Regions from separate parts of the Homo sapiens genome. Here region 1 is linked to region 2. A link is an interaction called in ENCODE POLR2A ChIA-PET data of the cell type or tissue named here. Cell type or tissue: MCF 10A. All regions are shown on one strand.

Region 1 (5,000 bases), 1.5 Mb before region 2:
GTCTCGTGCCTCATCCTCTTGAGTAGCTCGGACTACAGGCATGTGCCACCACAGCTGGCTAATTTTTTATATTTTTAGTAGAGACGGGGTTTTGTCATGTTGGCCAGGCTGGTCTCAAACTTTTGAGGGGTTCCACCTGCCTTGGCCTCCCAAAGTGCTGGGATTACAGGCATGAGCCACCACGCCTGTCGTACTTCTTTTAAAGAAACATTTTGCTGTGTTTTCTTCCTCAAGGAATATCTGCAATTGTTTTCTCTATATACTTTAATGGATTTCTGGACTTTAATCCATCCTCCTGATTTATAAATAAGGTAGAAGAAAAAGGCCATTTGTGTGGTTTGCCGGTCTTAGCTTAAACTTTATAGCTAGAAAATGGATGCTCTAATTTGCTTTTCTCCTTCTGGTCCATGTCATAATTCTCCAGTGTTCATCAGTGCCTAAAGGAATGGGCCTTGTTTGGTTGTTTTTTTTTTTTTTTTTTTTTTTTGAGACAGAGTCTTACTCTGTCACCGAGGCTGGAGTACAGTGGCACTGTTGGCTCACTGCAACCTCCGTCTCCTGAGTTCAAGCGATTCTCCTGCCTCAGCCTCCCGAGTAGCTGGGATTACAGGCGCCCACGACCATGCCCGGCTAGTTTTTATATTTTTAGTAGAGACGGGTTTCACCATGTTGGCCAGGCTGGTCTCGGACTCCTGACCTCAGGCGATCCACCCATCTCGGCCTCCCAAAGTGCTGGGATTACAGGCATGAGCCACCGCGCCCAGCCAATTGTTGTTGTTTTTAATAATTTATCTTCTATAGCAATTTAGTTTTGGTTACTTAATGAAAAGACTCCATATTCACAACGTACTCGAAAGAACAGGGCAATAAGGCCAACCATTCAAGGAAACTCTGGGGCCAAAAATAGGATAGTTTCCTGTAAAGGAGCCCGTGGCAGTCCTCAAATTTCAAACTGCACAATTTCAAGATAGCTCTGGATTAGAGACTCTCACTGCGTGGTATTTGAAAGAGGTCTTTATCTTTCAAAGGAAGACACACACTTGGCTCCTCACTAGGCTTCATGTACGTTCCAATAAGTGCAGCCCTCAGATCTCTGAAAAAGTGTCTTTTGGAAATTAATTTTTAATAAAATAATAAAGTATTATTGGAAATTTTAGATATAATGAATGACATTAATTTAAATAAAAATTACTTTAAATTTATAATTTTAGAAATGAAATGCCAAAGATTTGGTAGCCTAGCTCAAGTTACTGTAAGGACTTAACTGAGTAAGATTACTATTTTTGGAAGACCCAAATCCAAATTAGCCTCTGTCCCCAAAAGGTCTGATTAGAGATCACATTATTTAAGAAAAGAACTTAGGAAAAGGTTTAATTCAATAGTTCAAGAACATAAGAGAAGGTATTTGCTACTATGGATATGGTATGAAGAACATAATGAATTCCAGCATAAGAAATATATGCTGGCTGTACCACTGGAGTCCTGGTGTATCCACTGACCACATCTTCCTCCCCTGCTCACACAGGTAACTTCCACCCAACTTTCCATCCTCTACCTTTTCTCTATATCCTTAAATAACATATGCTTAATTTTGTACATTTTTGAACTGTATATAAATAAATGGCATGGGACTGTTTGTATTCTTCTGTAACTTGCTTTTTTCACTCAATGCTGTTTGTGAGAGTCATCCACTTTGATATGTTTAGCTCTTACTCATTTTCACTGCTCAATAGAAATTCATTCTATGAATATTTTCAATTATCTATTTGCTTGGTGATGGACATTTGGGCTGTTTCCAGTTTCTTTCACTATTACAAATAAGCTGCTATCAACTCTTATGCAGTATGCCTCCTAGTGCACATCAAATTTCCATAGGCTACATGAGTGGAATTACTAGGTCTGGTATATATACATCATTAATTAGATAAAGCTAAATTGTTTTCTAACATATTTGTACCAACTTACACTCCAGCACATGAAAGGTTCCATCATTCCACATCCTTCCCACACTTTGGGATGGTCATTTTTTTTTTTTTTTTGAGATGAAGTCTCACTCTTGTCACCCAGGCTGGAGTGCAGTGGTGCCATCTCGGCTCCCTGTAACCTCCACCTCCCGGGTTCAAGTGATTCTCCTGCCTCAGCCTCCCGAGTAGCTGGGATTACAGGCGTGCGCCAACAGCCCAGCTAAGATTTTTTGTATTTTTAGTAGAGACAGAGTTTCACCATGTTGGCCAGGCTGGTCTCAAACTCCTGACCTCAAATGATCTGCTCGCCTCAGCGTCCCAAAGTGCTAGGATCACAGGCGTGAGCCGCTGCGCCTGGCTGATGGTCAGACTTTTTAACTTTTGTCAGTCTGGTGGATGCATAATGTTATCTCTAAGTGGTTTTAATTGCTTTCCCCTGATTACTTAGGAGATGAAGCAACTGTTTAATATGGTTTCATGAAGTGTGTGTGTGTGTACATGTACTTTAAATATTCAAAAAATAAATTACCATAAGAAAAATTAAAAACGAATATTTCAGTTAAACTCAACACTAGTCAAAAGATATTAGAAACCAAAGATAAGTGCTCTTTTTTTTTCTTTTTTGAGACAGAGTCTCGCTCTGTCACCCAGGCTGTAGTGCAGTGGTGCAATCTCAGCTCCATCTCCAGAGTTCAAGCAATTCTCATGCCTCATCCTCCTGAGTAGCTGGAATTATAGGTGCGTGTCACCACACCCAGCTAATTTTTTTGTCTTTTCAGTAGAGACCAGGTTTTGCTATGTTGGCCTGGCTGGTCCCAAACTCCTGGCCTCAGGTGACCTGCCCACCTTGGCCTCCCAAAGTGCTGGGATTACAGGTGTGAGCCACCACACCTAGCTTGAGATGAGTGTTCTTGATTCTTTCCCGTCTCAAACTCTCCATGTACTGTCTAAATTTTATATGTTTTTTGTTTCAGTCAATAACCAAGAGTAAAAAAAAATTTTTAATTCTGATTAGGTATATAATTTAAGAGCCAAGAGAGAAATCACTTTTCAAAGATCTTACCATGAGCAGTGTTAGTAAAACTTAAAGGTCTATATATTGTTTAGTCTGAATATGAATTTTATGAATACTAATTATAAGCTAGAAGTATTCACATGACCAGCCAACATTTTTTACATACATGACTGGCTAATGATACTTTATTAAGTACAACACTTATGGTAGATTCAAAAAAATTAAAATGTTATTAAACCATATGTCAGTGAAGTAAGACTTATGTGAGCTCCAAAGTACTGAATTGCTACATACCCAAGTAATGCTCATGTACTCTAACAACTTCACAAAGTCCAGGGTCTTCAGAGTCCAGGGGCAAAATTCCTAAAAATCAAAACAAGAAATTAAAGGGATGTAAGTCAAAAATTCATTCCTAATGAGAGGCCAGTATTATTACAAATTTTGTTCAGTGAAATTTTGAGGAAGGTTCCAGTAATTACTAGTGTGGACAAGAAAAAATTCAGAAATGGGATGGGAAGTGCACTGTGCCACTCCTGCTATCGCTTTCTTCTTTCCCCTCTGAGTGACAGTAAGATGATGGCTGATGTTATAGAACAAAGTCAGAGTCTTGGGAGCATCTGGACTCCTTGTTAAAACTCTCCCTGATGGGCTGGGCGTGGTGGCTCACGCCTGTAATCCCAGCACTTTGGGAGGCCGAGGCAGGTGAATCATGAGGTCAGGAGTTTGAGACCAGCCTGGCCAACATGGAGAAACCCTGTCTCTACTAAAAATATAAAAAATTAGCTGGGCATAGTGGCAGGCGCCTGTAATCCCAGCTACTCAGGAGGCTGAGGCAGGAGAATCGCTTGAACCTGGGAGGTGGAGGTTGTAGTGAGCTGAGATTACACCACTGCATTCCAGCCCGGCCGACAGTGCGAGACTCTGTGTCAAAAAAAAAAAAAAAAAAAATTGTCCCTGATGGGTTGGGCATGGTGGTTCACACTTGTAATCCAACACTTTGGGAGGCCAAGGCAGGAGGATTGCTTGAGGCCAGGAGTTCAAAGCCAGCCTGGTCAACATAGTGAGACCTCATCTCTACAGAAGAAAAATTTAAAGATTAGTTGGATATCATGGTATGCACCTGTAGTTCTAGCTATTGAGGAGGCTGAGGCAGGAGGACTGCTTGAGTCCAGGAGTTCAGGGCTGCAATGAGCCATGATTACACCACTGCACTCCAGCCTGGGTGACAAGAGCAAGATTCTGTCTCAAACTAAGAAACAAATAAACAAAATTGTCCTTGATGCATAGCTACCTTCCTATAGTTTGGTTCCATGACATACCTCAGTATGTTTCAATTCTTTTTTTTTGAGACAGAGTCTCGCTCTGTTGCCTAGGCTGGAGTGCAATGGCGCGATCTCAGCCCACTGCAACCTCCGCCTCCTGGGTTCAAGCGATTCTCCTGCCTCAGCCTCCCGAGTAGCTGGGATTACAGGCGTGCACCACCACGCCCAGCTAATCTTTGTATTATTAGTAGAGACACAGTTTCACCACATTGGCCAGGCTGGTCTCGAACTCCTGATCTTGTGATCCACCCACCTCAGCCTCTCAAAGTGCTGGGATTACAGGTGTGAGCCACTACACCCAGCCAGAGTATGTTTCTAATAAAATCCCATTTTTCTTCTAAGCTAGTCTGATTTTGTTTTTGGTTTCTCACAAAAAGAATCTTGAATAATACAGAGTGCCACTGATTTCCTGAGCAGAATAAAAAGACAAGAAAGAAATAATCAATTCTCCAGGATAATGCCTGAGTCAAAGGCAATACTATAAAAAGCTGATGAAAACTTTCTTACAAATCTATCCTTTAAGAATTTCAAGCATGCTATAATTTTAACGCTATAAGGCTAAATATTTTTTCTTTCTTTTCTTTCTCTCTTTTTTTTTTTTTTTTTTGGACAAGGTCTCCCTCTGTCACCAGGCTGGAGTACAGTGGTGTGATCATGGCTCACTGCATCCTCAAACTTCCAGGCTCAGGCGATCTCCCA
Region 2 (5,000 bases):
TGCTTATAGTCTGGATTTCTTAAAATGAAACTTCGGAAGTTTCGTGTCATCATCGGCATGCATAAATGACGTACATTTTTCCAGGCTGTTAGTCTTTTCCTTTTAATGACTCCATGTCCAAGTAACAATCATTCTCTTCTTAGAAACTCTTCTCATTTGCACTAAAGTGATTCTATTCAAGAGAGCTTTGCCAATATATTTTAATATAACCCTTACACTTAATATCTAACTAGTATGTATCTGTCTGTTTACCTGCTTATTCATCCATCTCATGTCTCAAATTTCAAATACATCTCCTATATATATATGTGTGTGTGTGTGTGTATATATATATATATATAAAATACACATATGTACATATTCACACCTCATATTTTAATTTCATAGTTTCTTGAATGGATTAATGGATTCAGTTATTTTTGCCTTTCATTAATTTTTCTGGAAACTAGCTTTGTTTTGTTCTCCAGATTCCTTTTCTTTGACTTTGATATAAATCTAGAGAAAAGTTACCAGTGACTTATTAAATATTGACATCCCCCACCTACATTGATTCCTATACTTTTCTTTCTTCCCGCTAATTTTTGAGGGATAATGATAATGCCTGCCATTTTTTAGTATTAGTATGTGCCAGAATGTAGGCTAATGTCATCACAAAGTTATCTCTTTCAATTCTCCTAACAACCCTTAGAGGCAGATATTATTTTTCTCATTTTACAGTTTGGGAAGCTGAGACTTAGAGAAATTCAGATACTTGCTCAGGGTCACATAGATAAAGTTAGAACCACGATTTGAATCCAGATTTATCTTGTGAGATCATAATATCCTGCCTTCCTGTCTTCTTATGTATACTGACTCACACAAAGGAATTTATTTGGTCATTCATCCAGTCGTCTCAGAAATTCCTCAGTCATCTTCTGTATTGCATAGTTTAGCTAAGCTATATTAGATGAAGGGCCAATAAAAATAAATAAGACATGTTCATGTTCGCAAGGAGCTTTTCTGAGCAAGAATCTGAGCCTTGTTTAATTTTATCAATAAAATGGGATTCTATATATTTCTTGCAATCTTTAATGTATGAATCAGGATAAGCTGTGTTATGATGCAGTAACAAGCAACCTCATGATTTCAATGATTTAAAACAAGGTTAATTTATTGCCCATGCTATTTATCTCCTGAGGCTTAGGAAGGAATTCTGTTCCATGTTGTTCTCATTTTCACCCTAAAATGCAGGACAGTTTAGACCAGTAATGGTCACAGTGGCAGAAGAAAATAACTCTGGGGGTCTCAATGGGGGGCTGATATAGTTTGGATTTGTGTCCCCACCCAAATCTCATGTTGAAATGTAATCCCCAATGCTAGAGGTGGGGGCTGGGTGGGAGGTGATTGGGTCATGGGGGTGGTTTCTCATGAGTGGTTTAGTACCAGTACTATTGTTGCGAGTGAGTTCTCATGAGCTCTGGGTTGTTTAAAAGTGTGTAGTACCTCCCCCCTCTATCTTTCTCCTGCTCTGGCTGTAAGACACACCTGCTGCCCCTCTGCCTTTCACCAAGATTGTAAGTTTCCTGAGGCCTCCCCAGAAGCAGAAGCTGTTATGCTTCCTGTACAGCTTGCAGAACCATGAGCCAATTAAACCTCTTTTCTTTATCAATTACCAAGTCTCAGGTATTTCTTTATAGCAATGAGATAACTGCTAATACAGGCACTTTACTTATACTCACAATGCATTGGCCAGAGCAAGTTGTATCCCACCACAGAGGAGCCAGGATGGGGAATCCTCTAGAAGGTGGAAGTGCCAGAAGAAGGAAGAACCAGAATATCTGGAAACCAGCACTAAGGACTACCATATATATGATAATTTAAGAATTTATAGTCCAATATATGGAAAAACTTTAAAAACAGAAAACATTTTGTGCCTGAAATATTATCAGTGGCATGAAATTCTATGGGGAAATTTGATAATTCTGAGATTTTTTTTCACATTCCTTCTTTCAGGCTATGTTAAAGGGGCAAAAAAGGATATTTACTAGAAAGGTTATTATGAGTCCTTTATTTTTTGCTTTTTCAATCTATCAGACACTGCTTCAGCTAACAGCTCTGAAGGACCAGCCAGAGGTGGACAAAACCTGCTATCAATAACAAAACGAAAAGCTGAGTAGAGTATGCACACATACACACACACACACACACACACACACACACACAATCTGAGTAAAGACTCACTAAAATGGACTAGATTTGAGGGTTCAGTATCTTAAAGAGAAAGCCTGCTCATTGAGGGAAAGAGAAACCTGCCATTCTATGCTGATTTTCCCCTAAGGCTTTTTCCTGTCCATATCCTGGGCAAAGAGGCTGAGCAAGTGAGTCAGGAATAACTCAGTGGCAAAGAGGAAGAGACTCTGAGCAGAGCTTTTGTGAGTCTCGTGGCCCCAGGGAGACAAAAATTGATGTTCAGCCCTGCTAAGGCAACCAGGACTTGAGGGGCCAAAATTCCAAAGGAAAGGGAAGCAGAGAGAAATGAGACCAACACCCTGAGCTGCTTTTCTCGTAAAGTTTTTGGTTGATTATTAAATTGTTCCTGCTGAAAGGTAGATAAACTGAGTAGAAATCAGTTGCTAAGAGGCCAAAAACTTGATGCAGAATTCTTGGATATCTCATGATACTGCAGTGAAAAAAATGTGGTTCAAAGCCTGCCAAAGGAGAAGAGCCTAGTTATTAACCCAGCTGAAACCCGTGAAGTACAGTCAGACCTCCCTAATGGTGGGTTCTGCGTCTATGGATTAAACCAATTTAGGACTGAAAATACTCAGGGGAGAAAAAAAGGTGGTTGTTTGTATTGCATATGTACTGACCTTTTTTTCTTGTCATTATTTCCTAAACAATAGGCTATAACAACTAACTACATAGCATTTACATTGCATTAGAATTTATAAGTAATCTAGAGATGATTATATATATAAGAGGATATGTGTGGGTTATATGAAAACACTATACCATTTTACAAAAGGGACCTGAGCATCTGTGGATTTTGGTATTTGCTTGGGGCCCTAGAACCAATTCTCCGTGGTTACTAAGGGCTGATTGTACTATATTTCAGGAATAAGGGCAAGCCAGAAATTAGATAAAGCCTTGTAAGACTAAAATCCAATTTGAAACCAGCTCAATTTCTGATTGGATTAAGGGATCTGCCTCAAGAAGACAAAGAAAATCCTTTTTGAAATTACATAAAATAATTCAGAAATTTTACATGATTTTTCATAGTGTTTAGGATTTAATAAACAGTACCAGGCATATCAACAAACAAAACCAAGAAAGAAGAAAAAAAATGAAAATTACAATATCTGATTTAACCGTGTCACATATGTGATTACTAGGGGATCACACAGCTGGAGAGCAGATTTGTTGTTTAGAATGTAGGCCAGTAAAAAATTTTCAAGCTGAGGCAGAGAGGAAAGACTTCTATGCAACAAACTATGAAATGCTTTTGTGGGAAAGTAAAAAGAACATAAAAAAGAAAAATAAACACAAGAAAATAAATAAATAATTTCCATGAATTAGAATATTACAAAAATAGTAACTTTCCCTAAATTGAACTTTTGATTCAATGAAGTCTAAATGAGAATCACTACAAGTTTGTATTTTTGTGTGTGGAAATTGAGTAGCTGATATTTAAAAATGTAGGCAGAAATGCAGAGGATCAATAAGAGCCTTGTTTATCTCCAAGAACAAAGTCGGAGGATTTAAATGACCAGATTTGAAGCTGTGATATCAGTACAAAGGTACTGGGTAAGTTAGTATAACTGCTTTTGGGAAAATAGATCAATGGCAAGAAAGAAAAAAAAGATAAGAGAAAAAAAGAGAAACAAAAACATCCAGTGGGAAAAGAATGATTTTTAAATATTCATAAGGACAGCCACATTGAAAAAAAATGAATTTCAACCCTAGCTCACTCCATACACAAAAATTAAATGTAGATGGGTTGTAGATCTACATGTGAAAGGTTAAATTAAAAAGCTTCTAGAGGATACACAAGATAATGTTCATTGCCTTCATGAGCTAGGCAAAGGTCCTTAACTAGGACACAAGAAGCATTAGTCATTAAGAAAATTTGATGAATTGAATCACATTAAAATGAAGAATTTCTGTTTATCACACTGACACCATTAAGTGGGTGAAAGTGCATGTCACAGAGTGAGAGTGACAAGGGACTCATGACAAATCACTAAGAAAAAGACAGACATCCAAATAGGAAAATGGGCAAAAACGTTAAACAGGCAGTCAGAAAAAGAAGCTATTTAATTGGCCGATAAGCAGGTGCAAAGATGCTCAACATCAACTGAGTAAGGCAAATGCAAATTAAAATTAATAGTGGAACTGCATCACTCATCTGCCAGAATGACTAAGACAAACAAAACTTACAGCACTAGTCAGTGTTACTGAGGAATGCTCACTTTCCTACAGTGTGGTGGGAGTGTAAATTAGTACTATCATTTTTGACAAAATGAGTGGGAGTATTTACTGAAGTTACACATACACATAAACTTTGACTAGAAATTGCACTCTCAGTTTATACATTACTGAATCGCAGATATGTGCAGTAAATGTCATGTGTAAAATATTCATAGCAGTACTATTCTGAACAGCCCCAAATCTCCATGAAAAATAGAATGAATTGTGTATTTATACAATGGGATGCCACATAGCAATGAAAATGGATAAATGAATTCTTACTACACACAAAGTGAATGAATATCACAAATCAAGTATTGAGAGAAAAAGGCAGTTGCAATAAAAAGCACGGACTCTGTGATTCCATTCATATGAAGTTCAACTGGAGGCAAAGTTAATCTGTAGTGAAAATAGTCAGGTTGGCTGTTATCTTTGGGGAGTAGAGGGAGGTAGATGGGAGGGACACAAGGGGAGTTTTGGGGTGCTGATAATATTTCATTTCCTTATTTGTAGGGTGGTTATGTAAGTCTGTTCATTTTCTGAAAATGAACCAA

Evidence for each region. ChIA-PET counts read pairs that join two places held together with the same protein. Peaks named below come from ENCODE experiments on the same cell type or tissue, not always from the same donor. Only the 100,000 strongest peaks of a DNase experiment are listed, where the experiment ranks them.
Region 1: POLR2A ChIA-PET joins it to region 2 with 8 read pairs; 2 of 35 experiments call an interaction of 5 or more read pairs at or near these places.

Annotation. Positions count from the first base shown.
Region 1 is chr21:33,610,265-33,615,264 of GRCh38, forward strand. It overlaps CRYZL1 (crystallin zeta like 1), which reads right to left. Exons shown (of 13, transcript NM_145858.3): 6 at 3,274-3,342. Among named protein-coding and RNA genes, the nearest start is that of DONSON, 24 kb to the left of the region's middle. In MCF 10A, no CTCF peak of the experiment used is centred here; no DNase peak of the experiment used is centred here.
Region 2 is chr21:35,084,224-35,089,223 of GRCh38, forward strand. No RefSeq gene overlaps it. Among named protein-coding and RNA genes, the nearest start is that of RUNX1, 37 kb to the left of the region's middle. In MCF 10A, no CTCF peak of the experiment used is centred here; DNase peaks (open chromatin) are centred at 878 and 2,348.